Regions from separate parts of the Homo sapiens genome. Here all the other regions are linked to region 1. Evidence: chromatin contacts called from ENCODE Hi-C or POLR2A ChIA-PET data. All regions are on one chromosome and are shown on one strand. The core of a region is the stretch at or near the end of the contact, and the rest is flanking DNA. Distances in the headings are between cores, read along the strand shown.

Evidence for each region. A loop is a pair of places that touch in the nucleus more often than their neighbours do. ChIA-PET counts read pairs that join two places held with the same protein, here RNA polymerase II (POLR2A). Pooled maps may share reads with other maps.
Region 2: a map of left ventricle myocardium inferior shows a loop between it and region 1 (8-fold over the local background). The contact joins two enhancer-like sites. A Hi-C loop is called at or near these places in 4 of 168 maps with a recorded cell type or tissue (CD8-positive, alpha-beta T cell, OCI-LY7, PC-9 and 1 more) and 3 of 50 pooled maps.
Region 3: a loop to region 1 is called in a map of PC-9, with 15 times the contacts of the local background. The contact joins two enhancer-like sites. A Hi-C loop is called at or near these places in 3 of 168 maps with a recorded cell type or tissue (PC-9, astrocyte of the cerebellum and endothelial cell of hepatic sinusoid) and 1 of 50 pooled maps. POLR2A ChIA-PET finds 5 or more read pairs at or near these places in 2 of 52 experiments (OCI-LY7 and activated T-cell).

Annotation. Positions count from the first base shown.
Region 1 is chr3:30,536,955-30,541,300 of GRCh38, forward strand. No RefSeq gene overlaps it. Among named protein-coding and RNA genes, the nearest start is that of LINC01985, 20 kb to the left of the region's middle. Within about 2 kb of position 3,002, at least 5 of the 41 ENCODE cell types and tissues checked have a DNase peak (open chromatin) inside an H3K27ac peak, as active enhancers do.
Region 2 is chr3:30,470,599-30,474,966 of GRCh38, forward strand. No RefSeq gene overlaps it. Among named protein-coding and RNA genes, the nearest start is that of LINC01985, 46 kb to the right of the region's middle. Within about 2 kb of position 2,918, at least 6 of the 41 ENCODE cell types and tissues checked have a DNase peak (open chromatin) inside an H3K27ac peak, as active enhancers do.
Region 3 is chr3:30,438,992-30,443,852 of GRCh38, forward strand. The region is part of intron 4 of LOC101927995 (a long non-coding RNA gene); the gene reads left to right. It overlaps LOC105377013 (a long non-coding RNA gene), which reads right to left. Exons shown (of 4, transcript XR_940683.2): 2 at 4,681-4,765; 3 at 2,016-2,163. Among named protein-coding and RNA genes, the nearest start is that of LINC01985, 77 kb to the right of the region's middle. RefSeq lists a silencer at 1,986-2,280. Within about 2 kb of position 2,045, at least 10 of the 41 ENCODE cell types and tissues checked have a DNase peak (open chromatin) inside an H3K27ac peak, as active enhancers do.

The sequences.
Region 1 (4,346 bases), core at 1,752-4,251:
ATGTACAATGTGGAGATTCACAATTCACACTAGCACTTTACAGACTCTGAGAACTCCTGCAGTAACTTACCCATTTAAGTCATATTTCTCAAATGCATTGGATTACAAAAACCTCCTTGTTCTGTGTATATGTATGTGTGCACATACGCCTACACACACTCCTGCACACATTTGCACATATGTTTGCTTAAGTAGTACCTCATATGCCTCATCTTTAAGGCTTAGCAGACCTGTTTTGGGTCAGACTCACAAAAAGAGATAACAAAGTACAGAACAAATAAATCCTTTAAGATCAGTGAGGAACAGGCCGGGTACAGTGGCGGCTCACACCTGTAATCCCAGCACTTTGGGAGGCCGAGGCGGGTGGATCACCTGAAGTCAGAAGTTTGAGACCAGCCTGACCAACATGGCGAAACCCCGTCTCTACCAAAAATACGAAAAAAAAAAAATTGTATTTTCTATCAAAAATACAAAAAAATTAGCCAGGCATGGTGGCACATGTCTGTAATCCCAGCTACTCGGGAAGCTGAGGTAGGAGAATTGCTTGAACCTGGCAGTTGAAGGTTGCAGCGAGTTGAGATTGCTCCACTGCACTCCAGCCTAGGCAACACAGTGAGACTCTGTCTCAAAAAAAAAAAAAAAAAAAAAAATCATTGAGGAAGTAAAAAGGTGTCCACACTAAGAAGCCCTTAAATATCAAGAACAGAGCTGAAGAAAAATAAAAGACAGATACAGAAAGGAAAGGTGGGTGAATATAATTAAAATCAAATTGCAAAGGAACATAGGTAGTAGCATCAGTGAGGTGAAGATCAGGAGATTTATATCCACGTCTTAGGTCAGATTCTCTAGGAAGTGGAATCTGAGATGGTTGTGAGCAGGAAGTTTGGGGAGAATCCTCTAGGGATCTACATCTGCAAGGGGTAAGGAACAAAGGATTGGAAGGAGGAAGAAGTCAAACTGTGATGCAGGTCCTACAAAGACTTCAGCTAATCTCAAGAGAAGCTGTAATACAAGATGGTCCTTCAGAGATATCCATCCAGGTCTTGTCTCTCTGCACCAGTGGGTCATGGGATGCTAGCTGCGTTAAGCATATAACCTTGGTAAGGAGGACAATTTCTGTGAAGAACCATCAGAAGAAAAGACTCCTGGCAGCTGGGTGATCAAATGCCTAAGTACTGAAGTGGGAATGTGGAGACCACATCATAACTTTCATTACACAGGGCCACAATTTTCTGAAAAGTGTCCAACATCCCAAAAACATAATTCTAATAAGACCTCTTCCCACAACCACACATCTAAGAAATGGCACCTTTAAGAAGTCTCCACTCAACAATTCTGAGTGATTTTCTATCCCCATCCATTCTTTGATGCAGTGGGTATTTTCACTTTGTAGAGAAAAGGAAAAAATATTTTCTAGTACAGCATCCTCCCTAGTAGGGCAGCTCAACAAGTTTATATTAACACTACCCCCAAAACTTGTTACAGATCAATTAATCTCAAGTTAAAATGATCATTTCTTGCTAGTATCCTCTGATAGTTCATTAATTGATATCAAATAATGCTACTTGTTGCTTTTAATCTCTGGTTTTTCCATGATGGTCTGCTTACCTTCTACATTGGAATAACTTCAAGGAAAGAGGGCTAATAATTGAAAACAGATATTTGTGGGTCTCTCTCCAGATGGACTAAACCTGACTCAATGAGGAAGAAGCACAGCAACCCATTCTTTATGTTTTGGGATATTTTTATGGATATAAATGTTCAAGAACTACTATTACAAGTTCTCTAATCTTCCCTAGTTTGAGTCAAATCATCTGGGAGTCATGGGCTCACAGCTCTTCACATTAGCCTCAGTAGCTCTTTTTTTATTTAATTGCACTTTGGTGAGATGCCAGCAGCCAATACTGAGGTGTATTATATAAACTTCACTGAATAACTTGTGTCTGTGTTTACTGTTGAGATTATGTGTATGACAATATATGGTATCCTGTCTGTAAAGACTTGGGAGAAAATTCTGATCTCATAATCAGATAGAATTGTTCATCTCTTCAGCAACTAGATAGATTTAACACTATAAGTAGTGTGACTCACTCACCTCTAGTGTTTCCTTCTTCTCATTGGCTAGCAGAAACTTACAAGTTTTTGGCATACCTCTAGAAAATATGCGTGACTTCATTGTGTGATTTTTGTGTCCTGACTCACTTTTACTTTCACTGAAATTTCCTGAGTCTTTTTTTAAATCATTTATTTGCTATTTCATATGTATTTTATTAAATGATTTTTTAAATCCCTTCTGGAACAAGCCTGGGTATAAATAGTCAACTGTATTCTAATTATTAACACGTACCAGACATTCAACAAGTTCAGTCCATCAGTGAAATACCTTAAAAGCAAAGACGTAGCCCCCGCCAGTGTATTATAGATGCTTTTGCAGGGAACTGTGTGAAGAAATTCTAGCAATGTTGTAAGCAATTAATTGGATAGGATTTCAACTTTTGACACCAATAACCGGTCTAACAACATTCTGTGACTTGGCATATCAGTGAACATAGGAGAAAATAATAGGGCTTGTGCATTTCCAAAGAACTATTGAGGAAGGAATTCAGAAAATATCCCACAATTTTAATTATCCTTTCTTTTCATTAATCTTCCTCGCTTATGCATGCATAAGCATACAAATAATATAAAAATTATAGAACCCCCGGATTTCATTTAAATCTTTCTGGCCCTTCGGACATTTACACAGTGCAAATTCCCTCTTTTCACCCAGTCATGCATTATACTTTGCTATAGGATGAGGAAATTCTTAATAAATGTCATCATGATTTAGTTCACTTTGGGCAAGTAAGGTTAAATTTAAAATATTTAGAAGTTTGAAGTTATTACATTACAGATGAGTTTGTATTTCTTACTATTTATTAACTGTAAGAGTATACTAGAATAAGTGTTAGATGTTGCCTATGACTATATAAAGTATCTGAGTCAACCAGAAATGAGCTCACACTTCTAATAACTTAGGCATGAATGAGTGAATCATAAAAAAGCCCCCCGTTCCTTTTATTGAAATAATCCTGGGAAAGATGGAAACAGCACAGGCCTCTGCTTCTGATAACAGATATGGGAAGGAAATATGGTACAGCCCTGGAAAATCTTTGGGCTGTTAGAATTAGCTTTCTTTTTTTTTAAACTTATTTTTTATTATTATTATTATCATTATACTTCAAGTTCTAGGGTACATGTGCACAACGTGCAGTTTTGTTACATATGTATACATGTGCCATGTTGGTGTGCTGCACCCATTAACTTGTCATTTACATTAGTTATATCTCCTAATGCTATCCCTCCTCCCTACCCCCACCCCACGACAGGCCCCACTGTGTGATGTTCCCTGCCCTGTGTCCAACTGTTCTCATTGTTCAATTCCCACCTATGAGTGAGAACATGCGGTGTTTGGTTTTTTGTCCTTGCGATAGTTTGCTCAGAATGATGGTTTCCAGCTTCATCCATGTCCCTACAAAGGACATGAACTCATCCTTTTTTATGGCTGCATAGTATTCCATGGTGTATATGTGCCACATTTTCTTAATCCAGTATATCACTGATGGACATTTGGGTTGGTTCCAAGTCTTTGCTATTGTGAATAGTGCCACAATAAACATACGTGTGCATGTGTCTTTATAGCAGCATGATTTATAATCCTTTGGGTATAGACCAATGGAACAGAACAGAGCCCTCAGAAATAATACCACACATCTGCAACCAACTGATCTTTGACAAAACTGACAAAAACAAGAAATGAGGAAAGAATTCCCTATTTAATAAATGGTGCTGGGAAAACTGGCTAGCCATAGGTAGAAAGCTGAAACTGGATCCCTTCCTTACACCTTATACAAAAATTAATTCAAGTTGGATTAAAGACTTAAATGTTAGACCTAAAACCATAAAAACCCTAGAAGAAAACCCAGGCAATACCATTCAGGACATAGGCATGGGCAAGGACTTCATGACTAAAACACCAGAAGCAATGGCAACAAAAGCCATCATTGACAAATGGGATCTAATTAAACTAAAGAGCTTCTGCACAGCAAAAGAAACTACCATCAGAGTGAACAGGCAACCTACAGAATGGGAGAAAATTTTTGCATTCTACCCATCTGACAAAGGGCTAATATCCAGAATCTACAAAGACCTTAAACAAATTTACAAGAAAAAATCAACCCCACCAAGAAGTGGGTGAAGGATATGAAAAAACACTTCTCAAAAGAAGACATTTATGCAGCCAATAGACACATGAAAAAATGCTCATCATCACTGGCCATCAGAGAAATGCAAATCAAAACCACAAT
Region 2 (4,368 bases), core at 1,668-4,167, 66 kb before region 1:
ATTCATCTATAGACATATCAGGTTGAACTCGAGTAGGAGAAATTCTCATTTTCAAGGAAGGTCACAGAAGTGGAAAACACTTACTTTGAACTACTAATCCTGGAATTTCAGGCAAAATGCAATACAATTTAAGTTATTGAGTCAGAGAGAAATGGGCAGAAGGAATGGAATTCTCTTAAGAAAAAGAATTTAGTGCTGGGATTGTTCTTACAGTAGAAAATGCTGTGCATGTTTGCAAATCAGGAAATGAATGAGAATTCAGTTTTTCAGAACCTTCCTTACAAGGGGTTCTTACATGAGAAATTCCTAATGTTATTTTTAATAAGTGGTTATAATATAATAATGGTAATAACAATGATGAGTAATTACAATAGCAACTGTTCAATTTTTATGTAAAAGTATTTTAAAAGAGAGAAACTTAGATGAGTTTTTTTCCAACCCACTACAGATTAAATAGATCTTATCTCAGTTGAAAAAAATCACTTTAGAAAAAATGTCATCAACTTTTGCATCTCTTTGGCAGATAAACTCTACAATTCCCTTTATAACCTCACACATCTGTCCATGAGGGGTGTACACACAGTTGGACCTTTTCCACACTTTCTGATTTGGGAAATGTCTAGAGAAGTTCCTTTGCATGCTCAGGAATGCACTGACTGAAGAAACAGCACACTTACTGCTGGCAAGACTCTGAAATAATGGGTATCGTGGCATGGTTTGGGAAAGTTGCTTGCCATGGAATGTGTGGTTCAGGCAAATCGTTTATCATAACTTGCAACCCCTGTTCACCTTCCAACTGTCCCTTAATCAGACCTGTTTGTCCAGAATAGTGGTAAAGTGGTGGTTTGGAACCAGACAGTCCTAGTCTCAAATAAGACACACTGCATTTCAGAATATCAGTCTGTCTATGTGTGGAGTGAGGAAAATAGTCCATCAAGGTTATAATACATATAAATCTTCTTGTTCATAGTTGATTTTCAATAAATATTACCCATTGTCATAAACTTCTAATGGAAACAGTACAAGAATGAAATCATAGTTCTCTTATCCATTTCCTTTGGGTGACCGTTTATGTTTTCTCTAATAAATTGCCAGAAAATCCCATTTTTAAAAAATGACAGACGGTCTGTTCTTTTGTAAATCACTGGTTATGAAGACTGAGTCAATTGGCTGCCTTACTCTTCTCTCCTCATTGTCCCAGAAAAGAGATGCCTATGTTTTCAGCCCCAGTGGATTCCCAAATCTCAGGCCCCCAACCCCCAAAAATAAAACAAAGACAAAGACATGAAATGTATAACCAAGAATGTTTAGAAATCCTTCTTTCAAAATCATTGCTAATGACTTGATAATTACTCCAAGGGTTTGTCAAGCATGCATCACATGTGTTCACATTTGGGAACTGATTATTTCAAAATCATCTTATTTTGCTTTAGTGTTTCAGCTCCTTCAGATGTCTGCTGAAGATTTACTGAAGAAATACAAATTGGTGGCATGTTGATTAGTCAATTATGTTACATACTAGCCATTCATATGAAGAGTGTGAAGGAAGAGTGTGGCAGGAAGATTTCCTCAAACAATACTCAGAAATGTGGAAGGTTTAATATAGTGATACTAAGGCCACAGTTCACTGTATCTTTGAATAGCACTCCTTAAAATACAATGCTCTCTCACATGTCATTCATGATTCCACTAGTGCTAATAATTACACTGTGATGGAGTTATTATCAGCACTGTCTTAAAGGTCAATAACTGAGCCACCAGAAATCTCATATGCATGTTATCTAATGAGTGGCAGATCCTGCACTTAAACTCATGTAAAGTTAAAACATGCATACTCACTAAGAACCAGGGGCTTTTCATATGATATTTATTCCTCAAGGCAACCATACAAGAAGGGTGACATTTTCTTAGATTTTGGAAAACTAAGACACTTGCCCTCAATATATATCTCTTGTCTGAAAGTACTTAGGTAAAAGGAGCATTCGGCGAACGGATGGATAACAAGGTATCTCACCTAATCAAATAAAGAGTGAAAAAGTTAAATATATCAAATATAGGAGTGGAGTTGAGCCCCATGAAGAGCTGAGTATAGGAACTTGAATAATGCCAAGATGTTCTCTGGCTCATTTCCACATCTTATTCTGATAACTTCATTTTCTCTCAGTGAGGTTAGGCTTTCTCCATGTGGTGGGTGTCAGTATCCCTAAGTCTCCTATGCCTCAGCTTCACCACTAAAAATGAGAACCTTTATTTTTTTCCCCTCAGATCCTTTAGTAAAAATCTAGGCGAATAACCTATTTGCTCAATTTGGTATAGGTGCCTAATAATGGACAAATTAATTGTGATCAGTGGGACAGGGCCATCTGGGAACATAGTGAGTTACTCTATCTATGACCACATCATTGGAGTGGGTAAAGGAAGGGGTGTTCTATTCTGAGAAGAATGGGAAAACTCTAGGTAGGTAAAACAACAAATATCTGTCTCAAGACTGTAATGTATCAGCCTGATCTTCTGCCTTATGGATCATAAGCCTCTTGAATCACAATTCCCATATTTATCAAAGGTGGATGAAGCCTGTTATTTAAAGAAAGTAAAGGTAAGGGGGAAAGGGGAAGGGGAGCAAGAGAGCTGGGTCATGTTACATGTACGGCCATCTATATGTTTACAACAATTTATTTTATGGAAGAGGAAACTGAGGCTCAGAAAAGTAACTTGTACAGAATTATAGAGCTATTAAGTGACAGAAGCAAGATCTGAACCCAAGTTGACTGTCTCCAGAGCCCATATCCATAACCACTAGCCCCAAAAACCTCTCAACAAAAATGGAGAACAAGAAACCACTAGACAGAACAGGGAAGAGAAGCTGTTTTTTCAAGGCCATCCAGAGACTGATGTGCAATGGCCAAGCAACAGGGATTATAGAGGGCTCTGCTCTTGGCCAACTGTGTGATCTTGCACAAGTGCTTGACCTCCCTTAGCCTGTTTCCTCATTATCAAGAAAACAGATGGGACAGGCTCAAACATTCCTAGAGTCTGTTATGCCATACAGTCAACTGCATCAAAAACCCCAGGGAGGTGGCTTCGATTCCTATTCTTTTTCTAAAACATAGTCCTTCTAGGTGAACTGGAGACTATGTGCTGAGATTCTTCCCAGGTTTGCCTCCCCAGCTGCATGTGGCACACACGAGGCATGGTTAGATGATCTATTTTCTATGTATGTTTGTAGCCAGTTGTTCAGCTCCACTGTGATAAAATCATGAATCATTGTTACTGGATCTCAGTGAAGCAAATATGATGAGGCAGGAAAAATTTCTCAGAACACATACCCCAGAGAGACTACAAATGAACCATTGCGTTATTGTCTTTTTTCAAATCATGAGATCATTCTGATTCTTTCACACTTTTTCATGACACACACTCTTTCATTCCCCAACTTATACACACCCCAAGTTCGGTCCTTGTCTTCCTACCCAAACTCTTAACTCAGGACAAACTTTGACTCAAATGCAGACCCTAATGTGTGATACCTAGCCCATCTAGCCAGTAAGGTGAGGGCCAGAGCTGGCTACAAAAAGACAATCTTAATGAATCCTCTGCTGAATAGGAAATGTGCTCTGTTTGTGAAGCTAATTAACTGAATTCATTTAATTGAAAGATGGTGCGAGAATTCTGTTTTCTTTCAGAAAAGGCTGAAGGAATTGAAGAGAAAAATCCTCACCCAATAGCATGCCCCTGACTATATGTCACTGGGAAGTCACAGCAAATGCTCTGAAGGTACTGAATATATGTTTCCAATTGCTTTTTAGCTTTGTAATTACAAGGATCTAAAAAACCTTGATTTGACTTTTTAATAACTTATGGTGAAACCCCATTGCCAGCACAAGCAAAGCAATTTCCACTATGCCTGTGGGACAGAATAGATCATGAAAGAGTAGTAGGATGGGAAAGTGGTTTATTTCCTCTCTTCTCCAGTATTCTATTTTGTCACTCATTTTCATTTCCTATTTTTAAATGCTAGCTAGTGAGCATCCAATTCTGTGTGCAGGGATTGTTTTCTGATTTCAAAGCCCTACAAGGCCAAACTCAAACAGGAACGGGGACTTATTTCAGCTAAGCTCTGGAGAGCATGGAAATGCAAGAGATTTTTGTTTTCCTCATTGCATGTGTATTATTTATCATTCTCTGCTATTTCAGTGAATTTTAAGGACAAGGTAATGTGTTGATTCTGTCTTTCACCATTACTCAAATACCATTCAGGGGTGTTAATTTTGTTTCTTTTTTAATTATCTTTGTGTAGGGTTTGTTTTTGCTGCTGTTGTTTCTTGTTTGCTTGCTTATTTGTTTGTTTGTTTTTCTAATTTAATCCTC
Region 3 (4,861 bases), core at 795-3,294, 99 kb before region 1:
CCTTTCCAATGAGACTACTGTTCAAGTTGTTCCCTTTCAGAACAAAAGAGACAACTAAGAAAAAATCAGTTTTACCAGCAAAATGTCTTGGGATTCTTTCTGTGGTTCATCTTGCCCTCTGATGTTTCTAGGATATATTTTCATTCTAAGAATAGAAATTCAGATATTTTGCAGCATAGAATCTAGAGGCAAAAAGGCACAATTGGCACACTGTAACTTTTTACATTTTCTTATGTATTATTATTTTAAAATCCAATACAAAAAGTGATGGTGGTAGGTGGAAAGACCATTGAACTCAGAGTGAAAAAAAAAAAAGCCTCTGTGTTTTGCAATATGCTAGCTGAGTGACCTTATCTAAGGTGAGGAATTGAAAATCTATGGTGATGGTGGGAGCAAATGGTAGACAGAATTTGAGATTACTTAGGAATTAAGTGAGCTGGGTTCAAGTCACAGTCCTGCTACTAGATGAGAATGTTACATCAAAGAGGTATTATTTTTTGTTTTTGTTTTTTCTTTTCTCTGGAGTCTTCGTTTCCTCTGTGGTTAAATTAAGGGATCATTCTGGGTAATCTCCAGGGCTCCATCCAGCCCCATAATTCTGTACAGAGTTCCATTCATGGGTAGTCTTGCTCAATATTTATTTGTAGAATATAAACAATTTTAAATCACACAAGAAAATCTCGACATAAAGAAGTAAACTTGGCTGGGCTTGTGGGCTCACTCCTGTAATCCCAGCACTTTGGGAGGCTGAAGCGGGTGGATCTCGAGGTCAGGAGTTCAAGACCAGCCTGGCCAAAATAGTGAAACCCGTCTTTACTAAAATACAAAAAATTAGCCAGGCATGGTGGTGTGCCCCTGAAATCCCAGCTACTTGGGAGGCTGAGGCAGGGGAATCGCTTGAACCTGGGAGGTGCAGGTTGCAGTGAGCTGAGGTCGCACTACTGTAATCCAGCCTGGTGACAGAGCGAGACTCCGTCAAAAAGAAAATAAAAAGAAGTAAACTTATTTGCCTCTTTCTACAATTGGTACCTTTCTACAACAGAATGACTTTTTAAATTTCCAAAGTAATGGCCATTTATCGGCCAAGAAGTGAAATTAATAAAAAAGTAAATGGTTTGGCACATCCTCTCCTTTCCTGGTACTCAACCTCTTTTAACTGCAGTGAAGTCTCATTTGCTTAGGGAGTAGGAGATCAGCCTTACGGTTCCCAACTGCCTATTGGGTCAAGGCCATTTAAAAGGCAGATGGCAGCCAAGGCAAACAATTCAATACTCCTCAAGCATACTTTTCATTTGAAGTATTAGCCAGATTTCTTGTTTTCTTTCCAATGGACTTTCACAAAATCTGATTCTGATTACTAATTGATGAGAGACTATTGAGGTTTGGCCTTTGTTTCTCAGCCTTGCTCCTGACTGTCCAATCTACTGTTGTAAAGCATGCCATTTCACATTCTTGAAATTTTATTCTCTTCTATCTGTAAAATGAGTGGCAGTTCTCTAGTCCCCAGGAATGATTCATTCATCCTGGTGTGTTGACTCTCACATCATTATTTACTATCTATACAAATAAAAGGATTCAAAGAGAAATTACGTATTGCACAAATAATAAACTTGAAAAATTAATAAACAAAAACATGTAGCTGAGAACATCTGTTTACATTTCTCTTTGGGGCCTTAATAAAGAAGCAAGAAAATAAATAAGAATTATAAATTATTTCCGTCATAACTTCAACAGTAGGTGGCAATAAAAAAAACCTATATTTTCTAAAACTTGTGTATCCTATAGTATTTGTTGAATCTCCACCTCTTGGTCCTGGAATCATAGAGCCCTTTTTCCCTTATGTGAAATTAACATTGTTGAATCCAAATACACTGTGTGGGCAGGGGTCTTGTTCCTGTACCTTGCAAAGTTACTGAGGCCAAGCTCTGTGTTTGGACAAAACTAACAATACTTTCTAGAATTTTAAAACCCCTGACTACTTACGGTTGTGTTCTAAACATAGCATTCACACCAACCTGCTGTGGAAAGCACACAAAGTTCTTGGCAAAGCTGGATTTGCAGGAGTTGGAACAGCAGTGTGGTTTATCAGCAGGTTGAAAGAAAGAGACTTGACGATTGTGCTCTGCTTCTCACTCCTTCCCCAGGAATGTCTTTGTTATGACCCTGTGGGTTATGGCAAATGTAATTTCTGTCACCAGAGAAAAGGAAAGCAAGGAAAGGTGCCAGGAAAGAGAGACGGACATTTTTTAAAAATACCTATTATGAACCAGGCTCTGTGCTAGATAATGGAGACACAAAGGTGAATTATGGACACGTTTGCAACTTTGAATTGAATTATGGACAGGTTTGCAACTTTGACTCTGATGGAGGAGGCATATGTGTTCATAACAATTACAAGAGGGTGTGATACGTTTTATTAGAGCTGGAAGGTGACTTCGTTTTGTTCTCCCAATCATATTGAAGGGAAAACCCCATAGCACAGCCGTTAAAACCATGAGCTGCAAGCTCAAATTGACATGAAGCTTTAATACCAGCTCTGTCACTGGCTACATGTGTGCCTTTTCATAATTACTACTATTATCAAATCCCTCTTGAGTTTCAGTATCTTTATCTGTAGCACAGGGTTGGGGTGGAGAAGGGTGTAGCAATGGGGGATTATCATAAGAACTAAACCAAATAATACAGGCAGATATGTACTTAGGGCTTAGAAGACAGTAAGACTTAATAAAAATTATTTTCTCCTTTCATTATCCTTCCCATTTCACCAGTGAAAAATCAGGCCCAGGTATCTGTGCCTTGCCTAGGTTTGCAGGAGCTGATGAGAACAAAGGCAAAACTTGAACTCACATCTGATATGGAGCTCAATGCCTTTCCCTGGGCACAAGAGATGAAATTGTTGAAGCGACTCTGTCATGTTGTATGACCAGAGAGATGCACTGCTGTGTTCCAATGTTTTCCCTCTCCACATTTATCACTGACATTTGAAACTTCTTCTTTTCCTCACTTTGGAGATTACAGACGTTCCTAAATATCACAGACTGTCTTCCATTGACTCTCTTTTAAATCTGCTCACAGAAGAGCAAGATTTAAGTTTGTCCCTACCCTAAGGAAGGCCTAGTGAATCAGAGAATAACACGTTTTTTTCCTTCCATCCACATTCCATATGCCAAGAGATCCAGCATGTGAAATCCCATTGAAAATTCGCTTTCTCAGTCATTCAATAATCCAAATAGCTTTTTTTTCAGTATTTGTTTATGTGACAGGCACTGTATTAAAGGTTAGGGTTATAGCTGGAAAAGATAAAATCCTTGCCCTCAGAGAGCTTATATTCTGTTAAGGAAGTAAAAAATAAACATGGAAGCAAATAAATATATTCTGTATTTTTAAGCAGTAAAAAGTGCTGTAAAGAAAATAAGGCAAGGTAGTAAGATGAAGGGTGAGGGCCGGGCATGGTGTCCCATGCCTGTAATCCCAACACTTTGGGAGGCCAAGGCAGGTGGATCATTTGAGGTTAGGAGTTCCAGACTAGCCTGGCCAGCATGCTAAAATTTCATCTCTACTAAAAATACAAAATTAACCAGGTGTGGTGATGCATGTCTGTAATTCCAGTTATTCTGGAAACTGAGGCAGGAGAATCGCTGGAACCCAGGAGGCAGAGGTTGCAGTGAGCCAAGAGAGTGCTGCTACACTCCAGCTTAGATAACAGAGTGAGACTCCATCTCAGAAAGAAAAAAAAAAAAGATGAAAGGTAAGGGTGGAGAAGACTGGTTTGAAATGAATGTTCAGGAAAGACCTCTCTGACACAGTCACTTCGAAAAGAGACCGAAATGAGAAGATGAAGCCAGCCATTTACATTTGTAAACAAGGATATAGCACGTGCTAGGAAATATGGCCTTAGCTTGTTCAAGAAACAGACTAGAGAGTAGCCAGTAGGGCTGAGGCACTGTGAACAAGTGGTACGAAATGGGATTCCCAGAATGAGGTAAGGGCTAGATCAAGAAGAGTCACCCAGGCCAAAAGAGAGAGTATGGATTTTATTCCAAGTGTGATATAAAGTCCTGAATAGTCTTAAGGTTGATATCAGCCTTTGTGACTGCTTTGTGGACAATGGATGACAGGGAGACGAGGGTAGGAAAAGGAAGACCCAGCTAGGAGTCAACTGCTATAGTCCAGGTCAGATATGCTGGCGAGTTGGACCAGAGTAAAAAAAAAAATCTCAAGTTTTCTGTGAACTAAGGAATTATTTTGTATTAACATTATTTAACATTTGAGACTTTACTTGAACACTTTATAAAGCAGTGATCCTATATCAAGGATATGGTAAAACCTGAGTCTTCAAGGTTTAAAATGAGGTGACACTTAAGAGGGAAATACACTTTGAGGCTCCTCTCACAATTTGACTTCTAAAATGCCTACACCTCAGAGAAGCACCTTTTGAAGTCTACGCTACTTGAGTCCTTGTTCTAAAATCTGGCATTATTTCTCTTGTTTATTAAAAATCTAAGTGATACAAATTTTGTGCTGACCTTTTTCCATTATTTTGAGAAACATAGAATATCCTACTGTTCACAAATCAATAATCCTAGTTTGACTCAATTTTGTAAAATTCTCTCTCTCTCTCAGACACACATACATACACCAACACACAAAACAAACTATTAGGTTTCAAAGAATACTCACAAATGGTCCCTTTGCTAGAAGAAAAAGGTAAGTTGTGAGAAAAGCTTCCTTGAAGAACTTCCATCAGTTAGAGTGATAGAATATCCTGCAAGTATTCAAAGAGCAGAAATGATTTTCACATACTGTCACTCGGCAAGTTAATGTATGTGTAAAAAAGGAAATACCTATTCGCCAAGAAACA